Linked DNA regions of Homo sapiens: all the other regions are linked to region 1. A link is a contact called in ENCODE Hi-C or POLR2A ChIA-PET data. All regions are on one chromosome and are shown on one strand. Each heading gives the region's core, a stretch centred on a gene start or an enhancer-like site at or near the end of the contact. The rest is flanking DNA. Distances are from core to core; before and after follow the strand shown.

Region 1 (4,755 bases), core at 1,716-4,215:
TAACGGGCTGTGTCGTTATGAGATGTTATCATTATTCTTTTCTCTTTTTCTTCCCAGAGACCCCCCCGGCCGCCCTCCTCCTTTCTTTGTTCCTGTGGCTGGGGGGGTATCCCCTCCCTCCACAACATGGAGCCATCTCCTCTGTCTCCCAGTGGGGCAGCACTTCCCCTGCCGCTGTCGCTGGCTCCGCCCCCACTACCCCTGCCAGCAGCTGCAGTGGTACATGTGTCCTTCCCTGAGGTGACCAGTGCCCTCTTGGAGTCCCTCAATCAGCAGCGTCTGCAGGGCCAGCTCTGCGATGTATCTATCAGAGTGCAGGGCCGGGAGTTCCGGGCTCATCGGGCTGTCCTGGCTGCCTCCTCCCCTTACTTCCATGATCAGGTCCTACTCAAAGGCATGACCTCCATCTCGCTGCCCAGTGTCATGGACCCAGGCGCCTTTGAGACTGTCCTAGCCTCCGCTTACACTGGCCGCCTCAGCATGGCTGCTGCTGACATTGTCAACTTCCTTACAGTGGGGTCTGTGCTCCAAATGTGGCACATTGTGGACAAGTGCACTGAACTACTCCGAGAAGGCCGGGCCTCAGCTACCACCACCATCACTACTGCTGCAGCCACCTCTGTCACTGTCCCTGGTGCTGGGGTGCCATCCGGGAGTGGGGGCACTGTGGCCCCTGCTACCATGGGCTCTGCGCGCTCCCATGCCTCCAGCCGGGCCAGTGAGAATCAATCTCCCAGCAGCAGCAACTACTTCAGCCCCAGGGAGTCCACTGATTTCTCATCTTCCTCCCAAGAGGCATTTGCAGCTTCTGCAGTGGGCAGTGGGGAGCGTCGAGGAGGTGGCCCTGTATTCCCAGCCCCTGTCGTTGGCAGTGGAGGGGCCACATCTGGAAAGCTGCTGCTGGAGGCAGATGAGCTGTGCGATGATGGTGGGGATGGGAGGGGGGCAGTGGTTCCTGGGGCTGGGCTCCGGAGACCCACCTACACACCCCCTAGCATCATGCCACAGAAACACTGGGTATACGTGAAGCGAGGTGGTAATTGCCCAGCGCCAACACCCCTGGTTCCCCAAGACCCAGATCTGGAGGAGGAAGAGGAGGAGGAAGATCTGGTGTTGACCTGTGAGGATGATGAAGATGAAGAACTAGGGGGTAGCTCCAGGGTTCCAGTGGGGGGAGGGCCTGAGGCTACCCTCAGCATAAGTGATGTCCGTACCCTGAGTGAGCCCCCAGACAAGGGGGAGGAGCAGGTCAACTTCTGTGAGTCCTCCAATGACTTTGGCCCATATGAGGGTGGGGGTCCTGTGGCAGGTCTTGATGACTCAGGGGGGCCAACTCCCTCTTCCTATGCCCCCTCCCACCCTCCTCGACCGCTCCTTCCCTTGGACATGCAGGGCAACCAGATCCTGGTCTTCCCGTCGTCGTCTTCATCCTCATCCTCACAGGCTCCTGGCCAACCACCAGGGAACCAAGCAGAACACGGGGCAGTGACCGTGGGGGGCACGTCGGTGGGGAGCCTGGGTGTGCCGGGTAGCGTTGGTGGGGTCCCTGGAGGGACTGGCAGTGGGGACGGGAATAAGATCTTTCTGTGCCATTGTGGGAAGGCCTTCTCCCACAAGAGCATGCGGGACCGGCACGTGAACATGCACCTCAATCTGCGGCCGTTTGACTGCCCCGTGTGCAACAAAAAGTTCAAGATGAAGCACCATCTGACTGAGCACATGAAGACGCACACAGGTCTCAAGCCCTACGAGTGCGGAGTCTGCGCCAAGAAGTTCATGTGGCGAGACAGCTTCATGCGCCACCGAGGACACTGTGAGCGCCGGCACCGCCTGGGCGGGGTCGGGGCCGTACCTGGGCCTGGGACTCCCACGGGGCCATCCTTGCCGTCCAAGAGAGAGTCTCCCGGAGTGGGCGGGGGCAGCGGCGACGAAGCGAGTGCGGCCACGCCCCCGTCCAGCAGACGTGTCTGGTCCCCACCCAGAGTCCACAAGGTGGAGATGGGCTTCGGTGGAGGTGGAGGAGCAAACTGAAGGGGCAGGCTACTGGGGTGGGGTAGCTTTCGGGAAAGGGAATAAGGAGCACGATGCAAGGGCGCTGTGGCCCCCGGGTGATCTCCCACCACACTTACTGTCTTCCTTTATCTCTGTGGACTTGTATATATTCTGGAAGGGGAACCACAGTTTCACCATCGCCCGCCCATTCTACTACTCAACCCCTCCCCCCCAAGGTATTTCCAGAACTAAACCCTTCCTTTCCCTCTGATGGGTACACTGAAGCCCCTGCTCCACAGAGTAGATTGCACATGGAGGGAGGGAGAGGGGGCGTGTTGAACATCCTGCAGTCACAGGGTCAGGGGTCAGGTGGTTGTAGTCTGTGCCTGAAGTCTGTGTTTGTGTTGTCGTGGAGACAAGGCCTTTGAGCCCCACCCTTGTCCTAGAACCTACCCCCTCTCAAGGATGCGCTCTTTATTTCTACCCTGTCTCTCCCCGCCACCCCCGACTTCCCGTGGAAATTCCCAACTCGGTTCTCATGGAGGAGTGGGTGGAGACAAGGAGGGAGTAAGTCGTAGGAGTACAAGGTTTTTATTTTTTTTAACAGTGATTAAAATATTTATTGGTCATTTACTTGGCTTCCCGATAACCCGTGTGTTTGCTGGGGACGCGGCACAGATAGGGGGAAGCCGGAGTAATGGTTTTCGGGCAAGTGGATGTTGGAGAGCACACACAGGAGTTGGGGGGCGGGGGAGGGCCTGGGGTTGGGGAGGGCTCGAACTCGGGGCTGCTGGGTAGTCCAGGAGGGCGCGGTAAGGCTGGGGTGTCCTGGTGAGAACTGGAGAGGATCTACCCGGGTCCCTGCCTGGCCAGTGGGGAAACACCGGTCCCCCAGGCACCTTCACCTAACCAGAGCGGGGATTTCCACCGCCCCTCATGCCGCCCTTTGGAGGAAAGTGAAAGTGAAAGGAGGAAGAGGAGGCTTCATGGCTGAGGAGGTCGCAGCGCCATGAAGTCCCTGTCTCTGCTCCTCGCTGTGGCTTTGGGTGAGCGAACCCCGCGACTCATCGCCCAAGAACTAGAGGGAAGCGGAGGGAGGTGGCCCCACTGGAGCCGATGCCAGGGTGGGAGTGGGGCAGGTCACCAGACATACAAACCGCTCCTCACTCGCGTCCCTATACGCCAGGCCTGGCGACCGCCGTCTCAGCAGGACCCGCGGTGATCGAGTGTTGGTTCGTGGAGGATGCGAGCGGAAAGGGCCTGGCCAAGAGACCCGGTGCACTGCTGTTGCGCCAGGGACCGGGGGAACCGCCGCCCCGGCCGGACCTCGACCCTGAGCTCTATCTCAGTGTACACGGTGAGTCTCTAGGGACTCGCCGCCCCCCTACCTCTGTCGCCTCCACCGAAACCCCCTCCTCTTTAGATCCGGCAGTGACCTCAGGCCTCAGCTTCCCCTTTGTAAAGTGAGTCTCACTACGGGGTAGTCTGTGCATTTGAAGTTCCCCGAACGCTGCCCTTCCAGCCCCTTTCCCGGCGGTGACTCTACAGCTGCAACTTCCTTCTCTACACTCAGACCCCGCGGGCGCCCTCCAGGCTGCCTTCAGGCGGTATCCCCGGGGCGCCCCCGCACCACACTGCGAGATGAGCCGCTTCGTGCCTCTCCCCGCCTCTGCGAAATGGGCCAGCGGCCTGACCCCCGCGCAGAACTGCCCGCGGGCCCTGGATGGGGCTTGGCTGATGGTCAGCATATCCAGCCCAGTCCTCAGCCTCTCCAGCCTCTTGCGACCACAGCCAGAGCCTCAGCAGGAGCCTGTTCTCATCACCATGGCAACAGGTAGCTGGGGAGGGGAGGTGGAGAAGGGTGGGTAGATTCTAAGGGTCCAGATCAGCCGGTGGTCTCGCTTTATGGACTTGAGCAAGACATTTCGCCAATCGGGGTTCAGTTTCCTTTTTTTGTTAAGAGAGGTGGTTTGGCTAGAATGAATCAATCTCTACCGCTCCTTCTAGCCCTCACCCAGTTAAAAAAAAAAAACAAAAAAAAAACTGCAGCTTGGCAGGGGGTAGGGGGAAAGCAGGGCCGGGCAGGGGGGTTACTTTCTGGTGTTTCGAAGGGCGGGGCTTTGAAGAGGTGGGGTTTCCCGACACCAGACCTTGAGAGACTTGTCAGGTGATGCGAGGTGGGAGGGGTTCAGAAGCAGGAGCGTTTTTTCTCTGCTCTTCCCAGATCTGTGTCTTGCTCTGCACCCTCAGCTTTGCGGGTCACTCTTTCAAAACCCAGCACTCTATCCCCACCTGCGCCCACACCCGGCGCTGCGGCAATCCGCAAAGCAAAGGCTCTTGCACTCTAGCGCGTTGACCTTGCCTGACAGCCCCGTGTAGGGATGTGCTGCCGCTCTGTGGTCCGCAAACAGGTGGGCTCGAGTGGGCGGATGGACGCGGCTGGAGATTGGATAGCTCCTATTGCACTGAAAGGTGCATTGCAGTTTGAGGCCCAGGAGTCAGAAGCTTTTCTAGGCTGGGACGTGGGAGGGACTGTGCAGATAATTCAAGAATGAGGAGAGTCTGACCTGGATATCTGGGAGCTCTCCCTCCTGGCAGCGGAGGCGGGGTATTCCGGGGTAGAATACCGGTAGAGTTCTTAGCTTTTCTATCTGGATTTTATGTCAGCGACACAGCCCGATGGACAGGGCAACCCCAACCAATCCCTGCACCCTCCCTTCCCTCCACCCTCCTGAGAATTACCCACAGAACCAGGGAGACAGA
Region 2 (5,101 bases), core at 1,676-4,175, 400 kb before region 1:
TTTGCTGCCACCTAATGTTACTTTTTGGTTGCCTAAGACAGAGGGACCTTGGCTCTGCCTCCTGGGACAGATGTGGACCAGTCAGGTGCTCTTCAAAGCCACGGCTATGACAGCGCCTCGGGGCACCCAGCACAGCCCTAGGTGCCTGGACCTTGGTAAGTAAATAGATACAATCCTTGCCCTTTGTGCCTTAGGGGTGTCATCAAAACTACATGGCTATGAGGTGAGGATGGAGCAAGGAGGGACTGCTGGGCTGGGAACCTGGTGGGGTTAATCAGGGGAGCTTTCTGGAGAAGGTGCCCTTGGGCGCCTCATTTTCCACTCCCCCTGAACTCTCCTTACCTCAGCGGGCATCACACATTCTGGTCCCCAGAGGTTTTCCTTTAATGGTCTTGACTCCTAACATCTTCGGAACAGTTAAAGCCATTCCAGTTAAAATCACCCATTGATCTTTCCTCAAATTAAACTCCTCCCTCTCTTTCCCATTGCCACCCCAGGCCTGCCTCTGGCTGTTCTTGGAGCCATCCTTGATCTTCTCCCACTCTCCCCTGAACAGCAGACATCTGTTTCTCCAAACTCTCTAGCATTGTCTAACACTTCAGTTAAAGCTCTCGTCATCTGTAACTTTGTGTCCTGGTTATGTACACATTCCCAGACTTGGCCATCAACTTCTTGAAGGCAGGACTCTCCTAGATTCACCTTTAAAATGTAGGTAAGGCAAGAAGGAAAAGGTTTGGAGGAAGCAAAGTTTTGTACACATTGGATGGTCTTGGCTAAATACAGGATAGTGGAGATATACGGGGGGCTGAGGCTTTCTTATGAAAAATGCAGATGGTGGGACAGTCTTTTGAGAACAAAAATTAGTCCACATGGTGATGTAGCTAGAGACATATAAGAGAAGACTTGATAAAACAAACACATTTTAATGGGAGAAAATATTCTGAAATCACATAGCTGTGAAGGGAGTAATATCTGGAATATACAGAGAACTCCTAAAACTCAATAACAACAACAACAAAAAAAAAACCCGATTAAAAACAGGTAAAGGACTTGAATAGATATTTCTCTGAAGATATACAAATGGCTGATAAGCACATAAAAAGATACTCAATATCACTAATCATTAGACAAATGCAAGTCAAAGCTACATTGAGATACAGCCCTCACCCATTATGATGGTTACTATCAAAAAACCAGAAAATAACAAATGTTGGTAAGGATGTGGAGAAATTGGAACCCTTGTGCACCGGTGGTGGGAGTGCAAAATGGTGCAGCTGCTGTGGAAGACAGTATGGCAGTTCCTCAAAAAACTTAAAATAGAATTACCATATGATCCAGCAATTCCGCTTCTGGGTATATACCAAAAGAATTGAAAGCAAGGTCTTGAGATGTCTGTACATCCATGTTCATAGCAGCATTATTCACAAGAGCTAAAACATGGAGGCAACCTAAGTGTCTATCAATGGATGTGTAAACAAAATGTGGTATATACATGCAACGGAATATTACTCAGCCTTAAAAAGGAAGGAAATTCTGACATATGCTACAAAATGAATGAACCTTGAAGTGAAAATATTATGCTAAGCAAAATAAGCCAGTTGCAAAAATACTGCAGGATTCCACTTACATGAGGTACCTAGAGTAGTCAAAATCATACAGACAAAATAGAATGGTCGTTGCCAGGGGCTGGGGGGAGAGGGGGAAATGGGGATTTATTGTTTAATGAGTATGGAGTTTCAGTTTTACAAGAGTTACGGAGATGGTGCGATGGCTGCACAACATTATTCAGTGCTATTTCATACCCATGAACTGTACACTTAAAAATGGCTGGCTGGGCACCGTGGCTCACGCCTGTAATCCCAGCATTTTGGGAGGCCGAGGCAGGTGGATCGCCTGAGGTCAGGAGTTCGAGATCAGCCTGGCCAACATGGTAAAACCCTGTCCCTACTAAAAATACAAAACATAGCCAGGCATGATGGCGGGCGCCTGTAGTCCCAGCTACTTGGGAGGCTGAGGCAGGAGAATCACTTGAACCCGGGAGGCGGAGGTTGCGCCATTCACTGAACACCAGCCTGGGCGACAGAGCCACAGAGCAAGACTCCATCTCAAAATAAATAAATAAATAAATAAAAGGTTAAGGCCAGGTGTGGTGGCTCACACCTGTAATCCCAGCACTTTGGGAGGCCAAGGTGGGAGGATCACTTGAGCCCAGGAGTTTGAGACCAGCATGGGCCACATAGCAAGACCTTGTCTAAAAAAAATGGTTAAGATAGTAAATTTTGTTATGTGTATTTTACCACAATACAAAATAATAAATTGTAAAGAAAAAAAAAGTTTTTCTAGTCTGAATCAACACAGTTGGCATTGCTCATGCTAGAAAACCTGCGCCTCCCAGAGAAAAATGTCTGGCTTATGAGGGGTAGGAAGGGGGGAACAGAAGGGATACTAACAGGGACTGGGCAGAGAAGAACAAGAACTAGGAAGCACTAAAGAAGGAATTGAGGCCGAGTACCAAGGGATAGTGACAGGTACGGGGGCACCCACGAACAACGTTCAAACATATTTTCATCCAGTAACCTGTATTTACATGCAAATATATTGGTTTATGCAAAACAGCGGAGGCCTCGGGGGAGGGTTTTTTAGTCTCAAGCTTGTGCAGTCATTGAAAAAGAGACGCAAAGCTGTCTCTGGGGTACTCCACGTCCGCCTTGCCCCTGGGAGCTGGGCCGGTTCCAGGAGGACGAAGACTGAATTAGCTCGGCTTGCAGAGAAAGGCGAGCAGCGCCCCTACACGGAGAGTAGCGGTGCGCCTACAAAGTCGCGCATGCCCACTCCGGCCTCCCGCTCCACTCCTAAGGCAGGCGGCGAGGCTTAGTGCGCAAGCGCCATTCGTCGGCGCCGACTCCTCCCGCTAAGGCGGGAACACGCGGGGCCCAAGATGGCGGCCAGCCGGTACCGGCGTTTTCTTAAGCTCTGTGAGGAATGGCCAGTGGACGAGACCAAACGGGGCCGGGACTTGGGCGCTTACCTGCGACAGCGGGTAGCACAGGCCTTTCGGGAGGGAGAGAATACCCAGGTGACCGGCGGGGAGGCGGCTGGGACGAGGGGAGGAAAGGACGAGGCAGGGGCGGGGCCAACGAGCGCGCTAGCAGGGGGATCTGCGCATGCGCGCGCCCTCTTTCCAGGCAGCACGTGAGCGCGGACCCCCTTTTTCCCCCAGGGAGCTACTGATAGCGACGCCCGTTGTATTCAGCGCTCTCCCCCGGCTGCACCTTGGAATTGCCGAAGAAGCTTTTTTTAAACTCCAGATGGGCCGGGTGCGGCGGTTCACACCTATAATTCCAGCACTCTTTGAGAGGCCGAGGCGGGAGGATCGCTTGAGCCCAGGATGACCTCCTGGGCAACATAGTGGGACTCCGTCTCTACAAATCAAAAAACAAACAAAAACTTCAAATGCAGAATCTCTAGGGGTGGGGTCTTGACCTCAGAGTTTTAAAAGCTCTCCAGGTGATTCAAGGTGCAGAGAGAGTTGAGACCCACACCACCAGTGGCAGCTGGTGACAGCCTCAGCTTTTTGCTTCCTTGTCACGGTAGCATTACCTCATTATTTCGCAGTGTTGTGTATTGACTGAGCTAATCCCCAGTTAACTCTGCAGGTCCCCGCTAAGCGTTTGCGTTCTTCCTGAGCCCCTGTAAGCCTGTGCAGCAGGTTTGGGTCCTCAGCTCACGCAGCTGTGTGTGAGTAGTAGGCCTATGTTCTTGCTTTCCTCCAGGTTGGCGCTGCAGCTCTGGGATTCATTCATTCATATAGCTCGTATTTATTGAGCACCTACCATATGCCTGGAACGGTGCTAGGGAAACAGCAGTGTTAAACAGGTGAAGTCCTGCCCGCATGAAGTTTTACATTGTAGTTCAGGACACAATAAGCAGGTAAGTGTACGTAAGACAGATAAGTACTGTGATCGATAGAAAATAGGGTAGCGTGATAAAAGGGTAATGTTATTAGTGGGGCCTTTCTGAGGAGATGACACATAGGTGAGACCTAAGGCAAGAGGATGAGCCAGCCATGTACACTTGGCGGGAAGGACATTCCAGACACTGCACATGTCCAGAGGCAGGAGGCAGATTGACATGTTTGAGGACAGAAAGAAAGCCAGAATGGCTGCAGGGTAGTAAGTAAGGTGGAGTTTGCTAAGGTGAAGGTCCGGAGCCAGGCACAGTAGGATATTATCTGTTCTGATTAGCTTTAGACCTCATTATAAGGCCAGTGAGAAGTCACTGGGGATGTTTAGTGAGGGGACTGATGTGCCCTAATTTACTTTTTAAAAGACTATTCTGGTTGTATGTGGTGAGTGGGCTATAGGGGGCAATAACAAAAAAAGAGGCTGGAGAGAAGCCGATTATGGTACTATAAGCGACAGATGGTGGGGGGTTGGATGAGGACGGCAGCACAGAAGATGGAAGTGGTTGGATTCAGGTTATGCGCAGGTTGAGTCAGCAGGACTTGCTGATATATGGGATGTGGGATAAAGGAAAAGAGAGGAACCAAAGATAGCACCTAGATATTTTTTGGCCTGGGCATCTAGGTCTAAGATGGTGCCATTTACTGAGGTAGGAATAGGTGAAGTGTAGGAAGAATATCTCGAGTTCGGTGTTAAGCAGGTTAAACCTGAGATGCCAAGTACACTGATTTCCAAGTGGCAATGTCAAGTAGGCAGTGCTATATTTGAGCCTGGGGCTCGGGCAAGAGACCAGAAATGAAATGAGATAATGAGATGCATATACACACAGTCTGAAGAAATGACTTGTGAAACTTGGCCAAGACTTGTTACAGAAGGAACATGGGTTTTTTTTTTTTCAGCTTAGCCCGAAACAGAGCCAAGCCAGCCCACCTAAAGGAGCAGGAGCACGCCCAGTGGCATCATTGTGACTGTACTGCTGATTGGCTGGCAGCCTGGGGAGTGTCTGGCCCAGGTTATACGATACCCAGGGCCCTCACATTATTCATGGTGGTCTTCACTGGCCCAAAGTGTAAAGATCTTTAAGGCAAGAATCTTATCTAGTCCCAATTCTACAAACCCGTGAACTTTCTAAAGCTGTA
Region 3 (5,056 bases), core at 2,025-4,524, 310 kb before region 1:
AGGCAGAAGGATTCTGAGGAGGATGGGGCAGAGAGAAAATCACTCAGAGCAACGCTCCTCACACTTTAATGCACCAGTCCCCTGGGGATCTTAATAAAATGCAGATTCTCATTCAGTAGGACGGGCACGGGGTCTGAGATTCTGCATTTCTGACAAACTTCCTGGTGACGCTGAAGCTGCTGGACTGATTACTTACAGCACTTACAAATCATTCCTTCTTTGACTCTTAACTTCCAAGGAAGCAGGAAGCACAGCTCCCTTAATCACCACCAAGTCCCCAGCACCCAGTACAGTGCCTGTAGACCTGCTAAATATATGAATGGTGTTAATCCTGGCAAGGTGCCCAGCATTAGATGGGCCTACAGGGAAGCCTCCAATGTGAGGAACACCAGAGAGTGGTTTGTACAAAGCAGTTCAAAAGCATAGAGGACGAAGGGTTAATTCTGCCCTAGGGGTTGGGGAAGCTGGATTTCTCAAAAGAGGCCACTTTGCATTAAGCCTTAGAGGGTGGGACAGATTTACCCAGGTGGAGACTTGCTTGCTAAAGGGCGGGAACAACCCAAGAGCAAAGGTAAAGAGACTGAGAGCGCGGGACAGGTTGCAGTCGTGTGGTGCACCTGGAGTTCCAGGTATGGGAAGGTGAAAAAGCCCCAGAAAATTATGATGCAGACCTGCACAGGCCGATGCTAGAAAGCCATGCTAGGAGGGTGGACATCCGCTGGTGGAACATCAGGAGATGTTGGAGGTGTTTGCAGAGGGAGGGGGTACCCCGGCGTAGAAGGGCTTTCTAGAGGTCACCAGGATCTGCCCCAGGATCAAGGTGGACTGGAGGAAGCAGTTCCTGGGGCAGGAAGGGCCAAGCTGGGAGGAAGTTTTGGAGGCAACAGAGGGAATCCTTTGTGAGGGAGTGAGGCCTGCACAAGGGCAGGGGAAGAAGCAATAAGATGTTTTCCCTGATCTTGTTAAATCTCACAGGTGCTAGGCAGGGCACGGTGGTTCACGCACTTTGGAAGGCTGGGGTGGGCGGATTGCTTGAGCTCAGGAGTTAGAGACCAGCCTGGGCAACATGGTGAAACCCAGTCTCTACAAAAAAAATACAAAAATTAGCCGGGTGTGGTGATGTGCCTGTAGTCCCAGCTAGTTTTGGGAGCTGAGGCAGGAGGATTGCTTGAACCCCAGAGGTCGAGGCTGCAGTAAGCCAAGATTGCATCACTGCATTCTAGCCTGAGTGAGAAAGTGAGACCTTGTCTTAAAAAAAAAAAAAAAAAACAAAACTCACAGGCACTTGAAAATCATCATGTGTTCAGCCCCAAGCCAGGCACTAAGCAACAGAGGTGGTCATTTCCCAAAAGTCCCTGGTGCTCTTCAGACACTAGGAGGGGACTTCCACGATAGATCCCTATGTCCCTCCCAGTCCCCACACCCTCTCCTCCTTCCCTCAGCTTTATCAGAGGTGTTTACTCTGTACCTACTGTGGGCAGCCCTGGCCTCAGGGCAGCCAGGGCCTAGTCACTGCTCTCTGGAGGAGGCCTGCACAAATGCTGGCCCAGATGTGGCTCCACCCCCATCCTCTAGGGAGCTGGGAAGAAGTTAGATCTAGTGGAAGTGGGGACAAATAGGCAGGGATTCCACGTGTGAAGGGGAGGGCACCAGGAGGGACCTGGATGGTTCTGCGAGAAGGCGAGCAGGGCAGGCTGGAATGCCAGGTGAGAACTCCCTGCTTGGCAGAGCCAGCCCTCCAATCCCACAATCCATTCCCTTTACACCAAGATGAAAGCTAAACTCCCAGCAACCCTGGGAGAGACCAGTGACCCCTCACCTCCCAGGCTTGGGGTGAGCCGGGCCCTGTCCAGCATCAGTCCTGAGCTGAGGGTGCCAGGTTGTCCTCCAAGGCCATCAGAAAGAAGGCACCACGCGGCTGGCTGGTCCCACTCAGTGGATCAGCAGAGGAGGGTGGGTGTACCCTAGAGGACAGCCATGTGTGGTTGGGAGGATGAGACAATTTAACCCAGGCCCCCAGACTGTAAACGGGACAAAGATAGCCGACCCTGCCCTGGGGTCTGGCTGGAGAAACCACCTACGCTCCCATCCAGCGAATCACATCCAGCTGCTCCTCTGAAGATAAACCCATCCTCTCTACCTAATTTCTCTCCTGCCCTCTCCCTGCTACAGGCCTGGCCCTCTCCAGGGACGTGAACTGATTCCCTGTTCATCCAGCCCAGACCCTGGGAGGTGGCGGCCAGAATTAATTAATGTTTGTGAAGTGCTGGAGAGAAGCTAGAACCAAGGACCCAAGGGCGCCAGATGACCGGCGCAGGAAATTGAATGGGAGAGGCGGGGAGAAGGGGCAGCTGGCCAGGACCTTGAAGCCTGGAAGGGGAGGGCTGAGAAGACACTCCTACTGAAGCTGGGAAGAACAGGGAGAGAGCTGTGAGGAGAAGGTGCGACCCCTCAAAGGCACCACGGGATCGGTAATAGAGGATTACGGGCTCCAAGCTGAGCCTGCCCACTCCCGACAGCTCCGCCCTACCCTCAGAGCCGGGCACGTCTCGGCCCGGCTGCCCTTCCCCAACTCAGCCTCCAGCCACCCACCTGCCCGCCCCCGGGACCACCTGCAAAGGAAGCCTCCGTCCCTCCGCCCCCTCCAAAGGCGTGCGCGGGAGGGTAGAGGCTGCGCCGCCGAGGGAGGCTCCTCCTGCCAACTCCAGTAGGGAGCCCGAGTCCTACCTGAGCAAACACTTCACTTCCTTTCTGTAAAAGAAGGAGGCGAGCCGTTCCCGCTCCTTGAGACTAGGGGGACGTCCAGGCCTCTATCGGGGGGCGGCGGCTGGACGCACGCAGCTGGCACCAGGGCCCACGGCGCCCCCTCTTTACCCGCGCCCCTCTCGAGCTCGGCTCACTCACCCCAAAGTGCTGATGAAGCCATTGACGGAGCCCTCGGCGTACAGGGAGACGATGTCCCCGATGTGAAGAAAGCTGGACATTTCACTCATGGCTGCGGCCCTCCGGGGCCCAGGGCGTGGGGGGCGCCTAGGGGCGCGTGGCCAAGCTCAGTGCGGAGGACTGAGGCGTCCGGGGAGCGGGGAGGGGTACGCTCCCACCTCGGATCCCGACGCTCGGTGCGGCCGGGGCGGGCTGGCGGCCACGGGAGCCAGGAGGCGGCTCGGCGGGGCCCGGGGTCCGGGTGAGGAGGTGCCCACGTCTTGGCGCGCCCGCCGCCCGCCCGCCCCGCCCGGCCCGCGCGTACCTGCAGCGTAGAAGGAGCAGGAAGTCTGGGGCCACCACACACATGCAAATCCCGCCCGGGAGGCGGGGAGGCCACACCCCGCCCCCCCTCCCCCCGCAGCTCGCCCGCCGGCACCCATGTGCACCCGCCTGCCTTCCCGCGCCCCGCGCTCCTCGCGCGTCCGGGGCCCGGCCTCCCGGACGCCGAATGCGCCGCCAGCCCTCCTGATCTCCAGAGGCGTCCTGCAAGGCACCGGGTCTAGGGGGCTCTCGGAGCTGCCATCCCTGGGAGGCCCAGGCGTAGTGGGGAGCTCTCCGCCCTCGGGGTTCCCGGACTATCTGCACCCGGGCCCTCGGCTGGCTAAGAGCCAGTGCAGGCGCCCGCGGAAGGGGGAGTCCAGCTCTCCGGCGGGCGTCACCCCGGAGCCGCTCGCGGAGGGCGCGCCCTGGAGCGCCCTGGCCGCGGCCGCCCTGCGGCCACCGCGCGGTCTCCGCGCCCAGCTGAGAGCAGGCTGGCGCCCAGAGGCGCGCTCATCCCTTTGCAGAGCAAATTCGGGATTCATTTTTCTCAACGTGAAAAGCCTTTTCATTGCACAATAGAAAGTGCTCAGGCTTGGAGGGGAAATGAAGCAATGGGGTGGGTTTTGTTTTTTTTCTCTCCGCATTCCTGTGTACAAAGAGATCCAACTTCCGAATCAGTTCAGCCGCTCCCTCTCCAGGAGTTGGCTCCAAAACTCTTGGCTCCTTCCGTCTTTCCTTTCAAAAAAAAAAAAAAAGCAGGGATGAAAATTACCTTCGCTAGTTGACAGAGCACCCAAGCGCTAACGATGCCAAGTCTGGGTGCCGGCCCCCTGGGAGTGACCCGCTGCGGCAGCGCCGCCAGGCTCTGGCTCCCGAAGTCCTGCCCTCAAATTCGCGTCCCGGGCTCGCTTACTTTCTGTTCTGTTCCCCGGTGCTTGGGTGTTTGCTTCCTAGTCCTTTATTTGAACGCCTAAGATAGGGTGCCCATTGCCACCGCCATCCGATCACTTTTGCTCCCTTCGGACCCCCCAACCCCACTTCCTGAGTTGTGGGGGGGCGTTTGTCCCTGGGAGAGAGGGAGGAGGGGACTCGGTGACTGAAGCAGGAAGAAGAGAGGCTAGGGGAGGGGTGGAGACAGCTAAAAGCAAAGAGACAGCTGCTGACCCTGGGAGGAGAAGAGCCCCAGGCAGTGGTTTTTTTGTTGTTGTTGTTGTTTTGTTTGTTTGTTTGTTTGTTTGTTTTACGAAGACCCCCAGGAACGATGTGGGAGGGAAGGACACCTCCAGGATCGCTAAGTACCGTGTTTTACAGTTTTGTTTTGTTTTTTCACCATGGCAAACAGTAACAAGTTTTACAGCAGACCAGTCCACACCTTCGTCTATATATAAGCAAAACAATAGATCACCAAACAATACTTACTTTTATGACCTTTGATGCATGCTGATATTTTCTATTCTATTTCAGTTGTGTTCTTGTTGTTGCTTTAATGCTGATTGTAACCCACTGAACTGGTTTTTTTTAATGTCCCAAATGGGTTGCAAACTGCAGTTTAAAAAACCTCATCCAGTCCACTGTGCCAAAAAGAGATGACCAAAGCCCAGAGAAGGAACACCACCCATCAAGGGCACACGGCAGGTTCCTGGCAACTGGAGGCAGAAGCCAACCAAGCCTCTGATTTTTAGCCGGGTATTCTCCTATTACCCCACACCAACTGAGCCACAGCGATGGGTCACTGGAACCTCACTGAGAAGGGGCAGCCCCTGGGACAGTTTCACTTGCTCCCAGGAGTCAGGCCTCCTGTATCATCCCC
Region 4 (5,006 bases), core at 2,370-4,869, 480 kb before region 1:
AACATCTGCAAGAATCTCTCCAGATATCTGGCAATTACAGAGAGGTACGGATTACCCCATGTTCATCTGGAATGTACTTTACACTTAACAGGACTACAGGTCATTACAGTGCAACTTGAACCTAGCTTCACAAAATGGAGATGATGAGGTATTTTCTTGGTAACCACATCGGTGTGATTTTAGCATTACTGCGCTATGTGGATTTGCCATGAAATTGAATAGTTAAAAGCAAAGAGTAATTGCCTGATATCTGTATGCTGTAATTTAGTGTAATCTAATCATGGACAAAGCCCAAAAGAAAATATTCTCAAAGCATTACATTTTTCTTCATACACAATTTGTTATTGACATTCGGTAATATATTCCATGCCTTTGAAGGAACTCTTACTCATGGATATCAAAGTGTGAGAGCAGTCAAAAGAGTGAGAGATTTGTTTAATTTTCAACAGATTATGAAATACCATTCTGGCATTTCTCTGTGACTCCATTTTCCCCCTTAGCTGATGCACCCTCAGACCTAGAGAGAGGAAAAGAGTGTCCTCCTCTTCCATAAGGCACTGAGATGGAGCAGTGAGAAGCTGGGTGTTCCTGGGTCATTCCAGTCAAAATATGAGCCCCACATGGCCCCCACTTTTCAACCACAATCTCCCGGTGCCCTGCCCCCACTGTAATGCCACCTATAATGTAGTTTGAAGGAAGCCCTGAATAGCTGAGGCAATACGTGAGGCCCTCCATGAGGTGGATCAAGGACGATTCCGTGGTCCCTGAGTATCTTTGAGGACCTGATAAATGTGTGCAGGGCTTTTTGCAGGAGGACGAAGAGAATGGAACCCACTAAAAGATTTATGGCTGTGATTATTATAAGGCTCTGCCAAGACAGAGAGAGGTCAACGGGACGGAAGGGAGTATGGCAGCCCCCCGGGAATCCAGAGCGTGCTCAGAGCAGCCCTTCACCTCTGATAAATGTGTGGATGTGGTTACTAAGTAGATTTAGATATTGGAGCTTGTTTTTCCTCTTCTGCCTTTAATACATCAGGAAGACTGACCACAGCCTAAGCTGCTGCTCACCTTAAAAAAAAAACCCACAGCAAAGTGATGAGAAAGGAGGGCATGCAGAGCAGCCTCTGACTTTGCAATATTGCCCTTTTCTTTACAATAAGCCTTCCTGCCATGGACAGGCCCAGCAGGAGAGCCAGGCTGAAGGCACAGAAAGGCTGGCTGCCAGAAGCCCTGGCAGGTTTCGTGGGTAGCTCCCGAAGGGGCAGCAGTGGCAAAGAAGAGCTGAGGTCGAGCCCTTCCAAGTGGAGGGCAGCATGTGGATGGTTGTGTGGAGGAAAGCAAAAAGCAACACGCCAACTTCACTAAACCAAAGAGGGGCTATAAATCTGGGCAGGAACGTGACTGGAGCTGGGAATTCAGGATGAAATGGAAAGGCCCAAAAACTGGGAGGAACGCCTGACTAACTTGTGAGGTTCCTTCTCAGAGGGGGTGGGGAAGGGGAGCATTGATCAGCAAATTTGCAGTTAAGTGGTCACTGGGTGCCCCTTGGTGCACATCCAAAGGCCTGCCTGTAAGATCCTGCAAGACAAGGCCATCCACAGCCAGAAGCCACAATGGAGGTAAAAGGGCTGACCATGGGTGGCCAAAGGCCACAACTCCAAGCACAGTGGGTTCTACACCACAGGGAAGACAACAGGGTTCTGGGGGAGGGGCTGTGGGCCACTTGACCCTACGTGTGTGGAGCGGCAGCAGTGTCCCCAAACACAAGGAAGCTGACAAAGCCCACATTGCGTGCCACCACTGGGGGTGGCTCCAGTTCAGTCCATATTTTTAAATCGCCCTGAGATCCATTGTTATAAAATAGACCATAACTCTGTGAAATGCTGTAACGATAACTTTGTTTAAGCATTAGTTTCAAGCCCTCTTAGAATACATGGGGCCAGTACTGATGCCGAAAGGCTCATTCTTTATATATTGAACCGCACAGCTGCAAGGAGTTGCACAAATGTTACCAACTCATTTGTCATGCAAACAGTGCTTCAGAAAGAAATAAAATACTATTATGTGGTATATGTGTTAGGCAATCACTATATCAAATTCATGGCATTCTGTGCAAACACATGCAGGGAAAAGGAAAACAACACTTGGTGAGAGAAATCACACCACATGGGAGCAGCTAAGTCAGGGGAGATGGGGAGGCTAACAGTGGAAGCTGACCAAGCCGAGGCTGTCATTTTCCCAGCAATTGTGGCCAGTGTTGAATACCCCTGAGGTGGAGCAAGTGGCAGGAATGCAAAACCCAGACAGAGGAGCATAGCATTGCCCAGGGTGTCAGGGAGGGGAGGGAATAAAGTGGGGAATGGGCAAGGGGGCTGTTGGGACAGATACGGGGCAGTTCCAGGGAGGAGGGGCCTGGGGGAAGGGGAGAATGGAATGGCAGGGGTAGAAATGGATGGAACCCATTGGGCCGGCAATAAATGTTTGGGAATGGGAGTTGAGGGATGTGGAAGGAAGATTATAAACTGGTTCTATTTCCAGTTGCCACATTCCCTTGCTTCCCTTAGGGGTTTCCTGCTAAGAGCCTTCATGTAACCAAATCACCTGCCCTGTGGGAGGCTCTACACAGCACTGACACTGCAAAGATGTGGGTTAAGTATAAACACGCATGAACGTGTGCCAGGCACTGTCCCAAGCACCTTAGCCAAACTACCTCTTCTAATCCTCACAGCAACTCTATTGAGGTTTACTGGCAAATAGGCTAACAATGTTAATTGAATATGATCACACATCTAATAGTTGTGAGTAGGGATTTGAAATCGAACTGTCTGGCTCCAAAGCCCACAACCTAAACCACCAGTGAGGCTGCAAGACCGTGTATCTCTGGAGTCTTCTCTCTCCCATGTCTCCTTGTAAAAATCCCATTACGCAGACACAGGCCCTCCGCAGAGAAGCCTCAACTGCCCATTCGAACCCAAGGGCATTTTGCTCCTCTGCCTCCACCATGGATGCTGCGTCTCCTCCAGGCTGGCGCTCCTTGGGGGCCAGTGTCTGTCCTAAGGCAGGGATCGCACCTACTTGGTGCTCAGTGTCGCCCAGTTAACAAGCCCGAAGTCGGGACAGGGTCTTGGAGCATGCCTGGAGTGTACTCTAAGACCCAAATAAAACCGGATCACACATCAGTCCCCAAGCCCAGAGAGGCAAATCATCCTGTCTCTCCATTCGTGGCAGTGGCTTCGTTCACCATTAAGCAATTCATCTATTAAATCAACGCTGACTTTACTGAACGCTTACCACCTGCCAGAGGCAGAGCTAGGGTTGGAGGACTCAGAGATTAATACCGCTTGATCTAACAAACAAAGGGAAGTGGGAGAGCGGAGAGAGAGAGAAAAACAAAACAAAACAAAACAAAACAAAAAATTTAATCCCCCTTGGACCTTCCCACCATGGCGGCTCTAAGAGCCACGTCAGACCGCCTCATCATGGCCGACCAAAGGCCAAGTGCAGACCTTCCCAACATGGCGACCGACCTTCCCATCATGGCGCGTGGCCCCGCCCGCTCCGCCGCGCCTGCGGGAGGGAGCAGTTCCGGGTGCGGTGCGCGCCAGGGGCGGGCGGGGGGCGGCGTCCTGGCCATGGCCGGCCTGTCGGACCTGGAACTGCGGCGGGAGCTGCAGGCCCTGGGCTTCCAGCCAGGACCCATCACCGACACCACCCGGGATGTCTACCGCAACAAGCTGCGCCGCCTGCGGGGCGAGGCCCGGCTGCGCGACGAGGAGCGGCTGCGGGAGGAGGCCCGGCCGCGGGGCGAGGAGCGGTTACGGGAAGAGGCCCGGTTACGCGAGGATGCGCCGCTGCGCGCCCGGCCCGCCGCGGCCTCTCCGCGGGCGGAGCCCTGGCTCTCCCAGCCGGCCTCGGGCTCGGCCTACGCGACCCCTGGGGCCTACGGTGATATCCGGCCCTCCGCGGCTTCCTGGGTAGGGAGCCGCGGCCTCGCCTATCCTGCCCGCCCGGCGCAACTCAGGCGCCGCGCCTCGGTCCGGGGCAGCTCCGAGGAGGACGAGGACGCCCGGACGCCCGACAGGGCCACGCAGGGCCCGGGTCTCGCGGCCCGCCGCTGGTGGGCAGCGTCTCCCGCCCCGGCGCGGCTGCCTTCCTCCCTCCTCGGTCCCGACCCGCGCCCGGGCCTGCGGGCGACTCGAGCGGGCCCTGCTGGCGCGGCGAGGGCCCGGCCTGAGGTGGGGCGCCGGCTGGAGCGCTGGCTCTCTCGGCTTCTGCTCTGGGCCAGCCTAGGGCTACTGCTCGTCTTCCTGGGCATCCTTTGGGTGAAGATGGGCAAGCCCTCAGCGCCGCAGGAGGCGGAGGACAACAGTACGTCCTGGGCCGGCGCAGGGGAGGGCCCTGGGCGCGCGTGTGTCCGCCGGAGGACCCCCCGTTCCTGTCGGCGCCAGGCCGCGCACTTCCGGCCTTGTCAGCTGCCTCTGACTGTCTTCTCATTTCCAGGCCTGCCTTCTTCCAGCTGTGGGAAGAGAGGGCCAAGGCTCCTGCATCTGCAATAATTTCTGCCTTCACTTTCTCCTGTTCTCCTTTTCTGCCCCAGCCCTCCCTTCTAACGTCTCCCTTTCAATCACAAGCTGTAGTCACTGCTCCTCCAACCTCTGGTTTTCTCCCTGGAGAGGAAGCCACACCCCCCTCTAACAGATTCACCCCATCCGTTTGGGTTCTTCCCTTTTGACCTCTGGCTTACACATTTAGTGCCTGTTTGAAGGCACTCCAGATTTCAGTGGCCCACAGATAGGATCTGGTTGGGGGTCCCACCTTTGTAGCACCAAAAAGTCCACTCTCCACTTCTTTGAATCACAGGGCCGCCGCTTTGTCAACAGGAGAATCTACCAGCCTTGCTTGCCAGACAGGTTAAACTGATCGCAACTGGAGGCCCTTATCATTGCTTGTAGCACCCTCATGGAGTGTGTTAAGAGAGAGACTACGACTCAAGGATGCTCACAGCC
Region 5 (5,084 bases), core at 2,585-5,084, 280 kb after region 1:
TGTGGAGATCAGGCCCCTGCACTCTAGCCTGGGTGACAGAGCAAGACTCCATCTCAAAAAAATAACCCTGTCTCAAACAAACAAATAAACAAACAAAAAAAGAAAAGAAAAGAAAAGAAATTAGAAATGAGTAAGACAAACCAGAACTAGTGAAAGGAATGTTAGAATGGGAATAAATGAACTAGGAAATAGAAAAAGATAGAGAAAATCAACAAAACTAAGTTTTTGCTTTTAAAGAATCAAAACTGAGGAAACTTTAGCTAGATTGAGTAAGAAAAAAAAGAAAGGAATTGAATTACTCAAATCAGGAATAAAAGATGAGACCTTTCTACCACTTTACAGAAATGAAAAACAATATAAGGGAATACTGTGTACAATTGCGTGCCAACAATTAGATAATCTAGATAAAATGGACACATTTTGTGCTGGGCAGGGTGGCACACATCTGTAGTACCAGCTACTAGGGAAGTTGAGGCAGGAGGATTGCCTGAACCCAGGAGTATGGGGTTATCGTGCACTGTAGCCTGGGCAACATAGCAACCTGTCAAAAAAAAAAAAGACAAATTTCTCGAAAAACATAACTACTAAAACAATGAAAAAGAATACAATATTTCAAAGTATTTTATCTTTTATAATGTTCTTTGACAAAAATAGAACAGAGCTAGAGATCAATTACAGAAAGATAACCAAAAAATTTTGAAGAGTTTAGAAATTAAGAAATACAAATTAAAATAATCCATAGATCAAAGAAGATAATCAGAGATTAAATCTAATTATTATCAGATCCCTGACAATAAAAAATTGAAAATATCAGTTGGGTGTGGTGGCTCATGCCTGTAATCCCAGTACTTTGGGAGGCTAAGGCAAGAGGATTGCTTGAGCCTAGGAAGTTCAAAACCAGCCTGGACCACATGATGAGATCCTATCTCTACGAAAAATAAAATATAAGTTAGCTGGTGTGGTGCTGCATGCCTGAGGTCCTAGCTTCTTAGGAGGCTGAGGTGGGAGGATCACTTGAGCCCAGGAGTCCAAGGCTGCAGTGAGATATGACAGCACCACTGCACTCCAGCCAGGGCAACAGAGTGAGACCCTGTCTTGAAAGAAAAGAAAAGGAAAGGAAAGAAAAAGAAAAGAAGGAAGGAAGAAAGAAAATTGAAAATATTGCAAATTATACTTGCATTACAAAATATTATAACATAAGATGAAGCTGAAGTCAGGTCTAGACAAAAATTATATGCAACCTTAAGTGCATATAATTAATTGGAAAGAAAGAAATACTGAAAATCAATCATATACTTAGAAAAAGAATGTCAAATTTAACCCAAGAAAAGTAAAAGTAAGGGAATTATATACATAAAAGAAGAAAATAATTTGATAGGAAATAATAATACAGTAGAAAAACATCAACAACACTAAAGGCTTGTTTCTTTGAAAAGACTAATAGGATTGATAAAATTTTAGCAAGACTGTGGAAGATTTTAAAACAAGACAGAAGGCATGAAATTCCAATATCAGGAATGAAAAAGGTACTGTCATTATGGGTCCTGTAGACATTAAAATTACAATAGAAAATATTATAAATAACTTTATGCTGACAAATTTGAAAAGCTAGATGAAATAGACATATTCTAGAAAACACCACTTACTAAAATGAACTCAAGAAATAATAGAAAAATTTTCATAATCCTGTATCTATTAAAGAAATTGAGTTGGTAATTACAAAACTTTCCACAAAGAAATCTGTAGGCAAAGATGATCTTATTGGGTGAATTCTTCTAAATATTCAGTGAAGGCATTTGCTAACCTTACACAAGCGATTCCAAAAGACGGGGGAATAAAGGAACATTTCTCAACTCATGCAGCAATATGCCAAATCCTCATAAGCATGAAGCAAAAACAAAAACAAAAAAGCAAAAGTAAGGCTCATCTCATTTTTAAACACAGATACAAAACTCCTAAAAGATCTATTAGTCAATTAAATATAACACTAGGTAAAATAATGACCAAGTTGAGTTTATTCTATGAACATAGGGTAAGTTTAATATATGAAAATCAAGCAATGAAAATAGTAACTTATGGTTGAAAAATCTGTCAGTTACCACTAAAATCAAGTAGTCAAAATTAGCATCACAGGGTAAGTTTAATATACGAAAATCAAGCAATGAAAATAGTAACTTTATGGTTGAAAAAATCTGTCAGTTACCACTAAAATCAAGTAGTCAAAATTAGCATCACTGATAACAGAACAAATCAACATCATGTGTCTCCTGATTCAATGCACGGAGATACAATATCAACTATGAAGAACTCCTGCCTTTGTCATATCCTCTATGAGCTATTTAGTTCCTTTCCAATAAATGCCTTTTCTGCTTAATTATTCAAGTTTGCATTCTATTGTTTAAAATCAAGAACCTGCATTAGTACAGTAGTAATAGTTATTGAGCACTAATGCTCACAGCAGTGTTTCAACATAGATATTATTTATCCTTATTCTAAGATGAGGCAATAGGTAGTTATAGTTAAGAATATGACCCCAAATCACATACACAATAATAGGTGAAGGAAAGAATAAATTTCAAGTTTACCTGTCTCCAAATTTCATTCTTTTAGACTCTCTAACCCTTCTCCCTTGACCATGCTTGGCATTTTTGACTAAGTGATTTTAGCCAGGAACCTGGTTTACCCAAATACACAGAATCATCAATCTGTCTCCCTCCATACCCTTCCTTGGGATTTAAGGATGTCAGAAGTTAAGGAGAGAAGATAAACATGTGCTTTTACTGTGATGCTCTCTGGGGAAAAGTTATGTGGGGTCCAGATAAAAATCATTGCCTCTCAGAGAACAAAGACATGCTATTCCCAGGGGGCTGCTCATGAGATCTTTTTATAAGGCTCCAAACAGTAAGACTAGATGTAGGGCTAGCTCCCGAGTGATGGAAAAGAATCGGGACAACTCCCTCCTGGGGGTATCTCTCTCTCTCTGTCTCTCTCTCGACTCCAAACAGCATCACAAGAGAACCTCAAGTTTTGTATTATTTATTCCAGGAACCCCAAAGGGAAGGTGAAAGAAACTTGGGGAGAAAAAAAATCTCCCTTGAATGCATGAAAAAACAGGTGTTGGGGTGATGTTGATGTTGAGATAGCCAAGTGCAGGCACCTGACTGCCACCTGGGGATGGGAGCAGGAGGGAGTGCTGGAGACCGTGGATTCAGAGGTTACTAGTGTAGACGTGCAGGGAGCCACAGGCCTGGATGAGTTCTCCAGAGCAGCAGGTGTAGAGTGATAAGAAGAGGGCTGACGACTAACATCAGGTGTGTAGTTTTAGGAGTGAAGAAGAAGAGTATTCAACAGAGGGGACAGGTTTTCATTCCTGCTTTGGCACCTGGAGCAATAGGAAGTGTTTGATTGCCTGTGCTACTTGAACATTCTCCTTCCCCGACAGCTTCCACGGCCTCTTTGTAGACTGTCTCCTTGCTCACCTTCACCTCATATTGTCCCCTGGATTTGAGGCCCCAGCCATCATGACATGTTCAGGCTTCTGAACAGGGCTGTGAGGAGGGGGATGGAGGGAAAATATCAGGGGAAAGGATTTATCTGAATGCATGTAGAGACTTCAAAGAAGCTCTTTTCCTGGGAAATTCTGGTAACATTTCTCTCTATCCAATAAAAAGTGGGTGAAAGGCAGTGTCACTAGTTTCTGGCAGACTAAGCCCCTGAGAAGGTCCTGCTGCACGGATGTGTGTAACTGAAGCTGTGTGGAGGGAGCTTGTGATCTATACAGAAGTAGCAAGGGCAAGAGGAACAAGAGAGGTTCAAAGGCACCAAGTGCAGAGGCAGTGGGTGGGGAGACCCAGGCATGGAAGCCAGTGTTTCACTGTGAATACTTGGAAAGTCCCTGGCTGGCTCCAAACAGTAGAATATGGCTGGATTCTAGAGTCTGTTGTCAGAATAATGAGAATTAATACGGAAGCTCATTTTCAGACTTATCATTAGTTATGAGATGATGGAGGGTTAAGGAAACCACAGTAAGAGGAAGAGATTCTAAGGCTAGCTTCTTAGGACCCCACCCCATCCCTAAATTTTCAGATGGGAGAGAGAGGAGTGTTATGCATCTCTGTATCATTCTTTTTTGGAGCTGAGAGAGACAGAAAGGAGAGGGGAGGGGAGGGAAGGGGAGGAAGAGATGAAGAGGGAGAGGGGAGGGGAGGGAAGGGGAGGAAGAGATGAAGAGGGAGAGATGGAGAGGGAGAGATGGAGAAGGAGAGAGGGGGAGGGAGGGAGGGGAGGGAGAGGAGGAGAGAGAGAAGAGAAAGGGAGAGAGAGTGGGGAGAGAGGGAGAATAAGTATAAATCATCAATTAATCTGTGGATGTCTGATTGTCCACCTTCTGGATTATTTCAGACACTGAAATTTGTGAATAATGATAAGCAGGGCCTGGATCAGGAGAGCACTTCAAAAGATAAGGACTTGTACATAGGATGTTAAAGCCTGCTAAACAGGTCCTCACAGGCCCACCTTTTACTGCTTCCTCTTGAAATAAGCCTCTTCTGCCCTTCCCACCCTGTCATTACCACTGTCCCCAATACCACAAAGTGGAGGATTGTGGAAATCCCTTAAGAAAAAGAAAAGAAGCTCATTGTCTACATCAGAAATTCTCTGTAACTCCCATCCTCCCACTTCCTCATGCTGCCTGACTGCCTTCCTTATCACTCTACATCAGTTGGATTGTATCAACGTTTGGCCTTTCTTAAACCTCCTACTCTGGTGTCCAAAGGACAGATTTCTGTCCCAGAGCAGATATGAATGTTACAAGGGGAGTGTTTGATAGACAAAGGACCCCATGTTACTTCTGCAGTTGAAACTAGCCTCTGTATAAGGAATTAAAAGACTATGAGAAGAAAGTAATGATGGAGACATTATTCTCCCTATTGTCATGGATCAATGGCATCATCTGGGGATTAGGCCAATGGCTGCTTTGAAGGAATATTTTATAAAGTAGACATTATCAGTGATGAATTTGAGTGTGAGTTGAAATGGAAGTATAGTAAAGTGGTAAGACTCCTTGATGAATCAATGTTTGGTGT

What was found. A loop is a pair of places that touch in the nucleus more often than their neighbours do. ChIA-PET counts read pairs that join two places held with the same protein, here RNA polymerase II (POLR2A). Pooled maps may share reads with other maps.
Region 2: a loop to region 1 is called in a map with no recorded cell type, with 4 times the contacts of the local background. The contact joins the promoter of UQCC2 here to the promoter of TAPBP in region 1. A Hi-C loop is called at or near these places in 2 of 168 maps with a recorded cell type or tissue (gastrocnemius medialis and naive thymus-derived CD4-positive, alpha-beta T cell), 2 of 37 single-sample maps with no recorded cell type and 8 of 50 pooled maps. POLR2A ChIA-PET finds 5 or more read pairs at or near these places in 9 of 52 experiments (A549, B cell, Caco-2 and 6 more).
Region 3: a loop to region 1 is called in a pooled map, with 5 times the contacts of the local background. The contact joins the promoter of ITPR3 here to the promoter of TAPBP in region 1. A Hi-C loop is called at or near these places in 3 of 37 single-sample maps with no recorded cell type and 8 of 50 pooled maps. POLR2A ChIA-PET finds 5 or more read pairs at or near these places in 8 of 52 experiments (A549, RWPE1, WTC11 and 5 more).
Region 4: a pooled map shows a loop between it and region 1 (8-fold over the local background). The contact joins the promoter of LEMD2 here to the promoter of TAPBP in region 1. A Hi-C loop is called at or near these places in 1 of 37 single-sample maps with no recorded cell type and 14 of 50 pooled maps. POLR2A ChIA-PET finds 5 or more read pairs at or near these places in 1 of 52 experiments (A673).
Region 5: a pooled map shows a loop between it and region 1 (6-fold over the local background). The contact joins the enhancer-like site here to the promoter of TAPBP in region 1. A Hi-C loop is called at or near these places in 3 of 37 single-sample maps with no recorded cell type and 4 of 50 pooled maps. POLR2A ChIA-PET finds 5 or more read pairs at or near these places in 5 of 52 experiments (B cell, T-cell, WTC11 and 2 more).

The regions. Positions count from the first base shown.
Region 1 is chr6:33,312,288-33,317,042 of GRCh38, reverse strand. It overlaps TAPBP (TAP binding protein), which reads left to right and starts at 2,965. Exons shown (of 8, transcript NM_003190.5): 1 at 2,965-3,038; 2 at 3,179-3,349; 3 at 3,566-3,826. The coding sequence starts at 3,002. It overlaps ZBTB22 (zinc finger and BTB domain containing 22), which reads left to right. Exons shown (of 2, transcript NM_005453.5): 2 at 58-2,625. The coding sequence starts at 127. The coding sequence ends at 2,031. RefSeq lists a silencer at 1,377-1,671 and enhancers at 1,094-1,751, 1,752-2,411.
Region 2 is chr6:33,709,524-33,714,624 of GRCh38, reverse strand. It overlaps UQCC2 (ubiquinol-cytochrome c reductase complex assembly factor 2), which reads left to right and starts at 2,925. Exons shown (of 4, transcript NM_032340.4): 1 at 2,925-3,076. The coding sequence starts at 2,939. It overlaps LOC124901304 (a long non-coding RNA gene), which reads left to right and starts at 3,176. Exons shown (of 3, transcript XR_007059548.1): 1 at 3,176-3,317; 2 at 3,774-3,930; 3 at 4,862-5,046. RefSeq lists a silencer at 1-213 and enhancers at 3,356-3,405, 3,432-4,329.
Region 3 is chr6:33,619,540-33,624,595 of GRCh38, reverse strand. It overlaps ITPR3 (inositol 1,4,5-trisphosphate receptor type 3), which reads right to left and starts at 3,274. Exons shown (of 58, transcript NM_002224.4): 1 at 2,905-3,274. The coding sequence starts at 2,993. RefSeq lists enhancers at 1,252-1,800, 1,801-2,350 and silencers at 2,872-3,057, 2,937-3,086, 3,097-3,266, 3,317-3,436, 3,467-3,776.
Region 4 is chr6:33,787,743-33,792,748 of GRCh38, reverse strand. It overlaps LEMD2 (LEM domain nuclear envelope protein 2), which reads left to right and starts at 3,619. Exons shown (of 9, transcript NM_181336.4): 1 at 3,619-4,368. The coding sequence starts at 3,633. LOC105375024 (a long non-coding RNA gene) reads right to left here and starts at 3,371. Exons shown (of 3, transcript XR_926707.3): 1 at 1-3,371. RefSeq lists enhancers at 1,590-2,193, 3,404-3,493, 4,106-4,655 and silencers at 3,584-3,963, 4,004-4,453.
Region 5 is chr6:33,028,206-33,033,289 of GRCh38, reverse strand. No RefSeq gene overlaps it. Among named protein-coding and RNA genes, the nearest start is that of HLA-DOA, 21 kb to the right of the region's middle. Within about 2 kb of position 3,834, at least 18 of the 41 ENCODE cell types and tissues checked have a DNase peak (open chromatin) inside an H3K27ac peak, as active enhancers do; they include B cell, where a contact is called at or near this core.